Regions from separate parts of the Mus musculus genome. Here region 1 is linked to region 2. The links are chromatin loops, found by intact Hi-C in ENCODE. Cell type or tissue: heart. All regions are shown on one strand.

What was found. Hi-C counts contacts between places; a loop is a spot of excess contacts. Peaks named below come from ENCODE experiments on the same cell type or tissue, not always from the same donor. Only the 100,000 strongest peaks of a DNase experiment are listed, where the experiment ranks them.
Region 1: it touches region 2 in a loop (2.8-fold over the local background); 3 of 42 quality-filtered maps call a loop at or near these places.

The regions. Positions count from the first base shown.
Region 1 is chr1:186,188,157-186,190,656 of GRCm38, forward strand. No RefSeq gene overlaps it. Among named protein-coding and RNA genes, the nearest start is that of Gm35201, 52 kb to the left of the region's middle. In heart, no CTCF peak of the experiment used is centred here; a DNase peak (open chromatin) is centred at 1,515.
Region 2 is chr1:186,398,844-186,401,343 of GRCm38, forward strand. No RefSeq gene overlaps it. Among named protein-coding and RNA genes, the nearest start is that of Gm35341, 7.7 kb to the right of the region's middle. In heart, no CTCF peak of the experiment used is centred here; a DNase peak (open chromatin) is centred at 1,088; H3K27ac peaks cover 723 bases.

The DNA.
Region 1 (2,500 bases), 210 kb before region 2:
AAAAAGGCTGCTTTCTGATTTGCTCAGGTTTGTGTTTACCTAGAATGCAGCTCAGGGCTCCCTTACATCAACTAACAACCAAGACAATCCTTCACAATTGTACCTCCAGACCAACCTTTATAAGACCAATTACTCTACTCATTTATTCAGGATTCTCTGTCGCATCAAGATGACAATTAGTACTGACCGGGACAGTGCCAGGGTTGGGTGTTATGCTTTGTGTCTCGGAGAGTAATCAAAATGGCAGCCATCCTTGTTAACAGTTCCTCTTAGTAATGACTTGCATTTTGGCCATTAGTAGGCCCTCCGAGGACCAGAGATATAACAGTGGACATGGGTTGTTTTTGTTTGTTTGTTTGTTTTGTTTTTGCAGTGGTAGTGAGGACGTACAGAACACCCCAGCTGTCTCTGTCTCCCTCTGTCAACTCAGGAACAAGGCTCCAGCCAGGGAATCAGAAACAATTGCTTGGCCAGTCCTTAAACACTTAACCCACAAACTCCAAATTTCACACTGTACCTAGAGCCTGAAATAAAAGTCAGCACTGTAAATTACAACCTGTCACTCTCTGAGATGCTATTCATAGAACTAATTAAATATAAAATATAAAAACTCTCCCTTTGGTCTTTTTAAATTTCCCTCCCTCCATCTGCCCCTGCCTCTCTCTCCCTCCCTCTCTCACTCTCCCTCCCTCTCTCCCTCTCCCTCCCCCTCCCCTTTTCCCTCTCCCCCCCTCTCTCTCCCTCTCTGTCTTTCTCTCCTCCCCTCTCTCCTTCCCTCCCTCCCTTCTTTCCTTCTCTTCTCTCGTTCTAAGGGAATTATCTCCATTTCCTGTGTCCTTTTGGAATTTTAATTTCTTTAGCCATACATAACTGAGTTACAGACTGGCCAGAACTGTATCTACATAAAGACCCTTTTGTAAAAACAATAAAAATAAAAAGAAAGAAAAAAAGGAAAACAGACAGAGAGGAAGAATAGGAAGAAGAAAAGGAGAGAAGAGGGGGGAGTTAGGAGAAAAGGGAATAAAGAACCAAGCTATTGAAATGGCTTGCTTTAAAACCACTAACTCTCCTGTAGTAAGCGACGGCTGCCTTCCATCTTTAGAGGACACTTAATGTATAAATAAGGCTGCCTATTACTTTGGGTTCTGCTTCCTCTAAGACACTGTATTTCCCAGCAAACCTCACATGGTTAAATGGAATAATAATAAACACCACTTTCCTATGGAAATTCAATTTTCTGTCTTTGCTCTGGATCTTTCAAGTCTCTTTTGCATTGAGCAGGCCTTCCCGCGTCTTGCCCTGCCCTATCTGCAATGTTTACATGTGTGCTGTAGCATCTCTTAGTATATTGCGTCTCAACGCAAACATCTGAGATTTGTCTCCCTCTCTTGGAATGTCTAAATAGCAGCTCTGCATATTAGAATCTCAGAGATGTGTCGTGGCAGCTGCAAATAACTTAGCGAGCGATGCCTGAGTAGCCAAGATCACATTTCATCTACGCGCTGGCCAGCAGCGCTTGCTTTCTGGCTATGGTTCAGCCTTCGTCTTGCAGACCAACTTCCTGCAGCATGAGAATGGATATTTTTTTCTGGGCCAAATATTCCAAAGTGGACACCAATTGAGGACTTCTAGTGTTCTGCAGCTCTCCTGCTTTTAGACATATGAGAATCAAAATAAAATGCCAGAGTGCCACTACTCATGCTGAACGTTTAGGCTTTGGACAGAAGAGTCAAGCATCTACTTTGAAGCATGTGGTGCCAGAAGCAAACTGTGGTTAGGGGACTAGTGCTGCCAGGTCGGGTCAATGCATAGTGGCCCCTTTAGAGCTCTCCTCTTGCATGTCTGTTTTATACCTATAGAATGGTCAAAGGAATTAGCTTCCCACATAGGGGAACTTCCCATATTAACTTCCCATATAGCACGGAAGTTAGGGAACCCATGATCGTTCCACACAAGGGAAGCCAGGCTTCCGTTTCTCCCTTTCTTCTTTCTTCAGTCAGCGTACCTTCCCTCTCTAGTTCATCTCTGGAAAATGGAGAGAGGGGATGCTTGTCCACTTCTTTCTCCTTCCCAACACAACCTCCTCCTGACCACTTTGCCCATAGCTCCTGCAACAGGGAAAAACAAATATAATTCTGAATCCCACCTGGTCTACCTATGTTTGCTAGGTGGTCTGGAATGTGGCTTTCTGGAAGTACACTTAGCTGGCTAAAGCAAGGTATCTTCTAACATAACTCAGGTTTGGGCCTTACACGGGGCACGGGCTGTGTATAATCAAAGTTTTAGAGACTTCTCTGAGGAGAGAATGCATGCGTGTCTCTGATTCTCAAAGGGACATCACTGTCCTATTTAATATCAGAAAAAAGTCAAGGGACTATGCCTCGACCTTTTGAGTTGACAAGATAGTCCAGAGAAAAGATAAAAGTGTTTGGCTATAGTACAAATGACTGAGCCAGAAGGAGCTGTACGCAAGGCAGCTGTGCTGGTTTACCCGGTTGAT
Region 2 (2,500 bases):
GTGTGTAAGAAAGTTTGTCTATCTGTGCACATGTATACATACAGATAAGTGTGCATTGTGTATGGAGAACAGAGGTGAACACTGGCTATCTTCCTCTTTTTCCCCACCTTAGTTTTTGAGGCAGGGTTTCTCAGTGATCCTAGCACTCAAATTCAGCTAGAATACCTGTCATTAAGCTACAGGACCCACCTTTAACAGCTTCCCCAATGATGGAGTCTCAATTGTACACCCAGCTTATTTACTGTTGGATCTCAGGGTCTAAATTCAGATTCTCGTGCTTGCCAGTTGCCACTATTCCAACAGAAGCGTCTCTTTAGTCCCTTAGGGTGTCTGACTCCATTCTCTAAGACTTGGGAGAATGGGTCCAGCTTGAGTGCCTTGTGTCATATGCTCAGATCTGAGAATCTGGATGGAGCACCTCCCTAACGTGCCACTCAGTGGCAGGAAGAAGTCATTCTCCATCTCCCACCTTGGATACTTGGGTTAGATTGAGAGAAGATCCTGGGCAGAACACACTGAAAAAGGATTGTGACAATTCAGACTCATTTCCCAACAGAAAGAGCTGATAAGTTACTCACATACATTAACAAAAGCCCAGTGGCTTTTGTGGAACACAAACACACACACACAAGCACACACACGCATACATACCATGTGTGTATGTGTGTATGTATACTTACATATATATACATATACATGCTATTTGTTTGTAATCTATATATGATTCAGCCTCAAGAAAATAAAATATTTTAACTTGTTGAGTCTGTAACTTTGTTCTGCTGGGGAGAAGGTGGTAGACAATGAACACTTCACCTCTTGAATTCCTTTTTTCTGGCTTTATATCTGGGCTCTTTAAAGTTCTTCTGGCTCTCTCTACTTGCATATTGCTCTTGCTCAACTTCTGGCCCTTGTTTCCTTTCTCTGGGTCAGACTGGATTCACCGGGCCCCTTCCATTAACCTCAGGTTCATCCTCTCATTGTGTCTGTCAGCAGCTGCAGGAGATGCTGATTATGCTGGGAGCCTCTGGAAGAGGAGATGAGACAACGAAGCACGGGATGATAAGGAGACCAACAAGAGAACAATTGCTAAGACCTCAGCGCAAAGCATAGCCAGAGCAGCTGCTGCCGCAAAGCTCTGCAGTTGCTGGCTTTAGACGGGGGAAGGATGAATCAGTTTAGATAACTCAGGAATGGACTTGAACCTTTGCCCAGACCTCTGAATGAACCACCATCAAACCCTCTGCGTTTTCCCAAATTAAGACATTGAGAAAAATATTGAATGTGAGTTTCCCTTTCTTTCCCATCCCTGCTTCCTCGGGGAGTTGCTGGGACCACAAAGCAATTTTTTAATAATAATGGATTAGATTTTCAGTACATATTCCCCTCTGGCCATTTTGATGTGTCAGAAATGCTTTACAAATGTTAAGTGCTGCAATTAATCTCCTGAAAGGGGGTGGGGGGAGAGAGGAGAGGTTTGCCAGCTGGAGATTTTTAGTGATTTCGTTTAGTTAAGATTTTGTTATTATTTTCTGCTTTAGTGTGTTTTCCTGGAAAGCCAGTTAGCCAATCAAATATTTAATTGCCTGTGATTTGCAAAAACCAGGGTGCTTGGTGCTTGAGTGACAGAGTAAGGCAGACACACCAGAGTTCTGTTCTCCAGTCACAGTCATGGGAGGGGAAATGCAAACAGGCTAAGTTAATGTGTGTTCTCACCTTGATTCGTTGACTTAACAGCTAACAGAATACAATGCAGATGTTTACAAAGATTTCTTTTATTTCAAACTATATGTATATGGGTATGTATGTGCTTCACACAGAGACCTGAGGGGTTGGGATCTTGTAAGCAGGTGGTTGTGGGCTGCCAGTCACCGCATACAGAGACCAAACTCAGAGATCTGAGCCACTTTTCTATCACCCACGATAGATAGATAATTGCCTGGTCATTTGGTTGTTGTGTTTGTTGTGTTGAAACTAGTGAGGTTTGCTATTCAGCCCCAACTCTCCTAAAACACACAGCAATCCTCCTGCCTCAGTCTCCCAAATACTGACTATAGGTATGTACCCCTGTCCAGCTGTATTTTGGGATTTTTTTTCATGTCTATATTGCAGTAGACAGGGCTGTGAAGTGAGGCTCTGACTTTGAGTCGGTTGATTATTTCGCTCGTCTATGACCCAGCTCTTCCTTGTCCTCTGAGCAGCATTTTTACCGTTGTGAATTCTGTCATTATAATAGATGTGCATGAACAGAATATTCCTTCAACGCTCTCTGCCCTTTGCTGATAGACCCAGGACAGTGTGTCTGTCTGTCCATCCTGCCCCACCTTCATGGAGCCGATTTGCATTGAATGATATCAGAAAGCATTTGCCAGCGTTCCACCCCAGATGACAGCTCTTGGCTGTGGCTGCTCAGGCCGCTCATTGTCTAGTCCAAATGTGGGATTCAAAGACTCTGTGCTGTCCGTATCAAATGCAGACTATCAACCTTGCAGTCTCTGCTCAC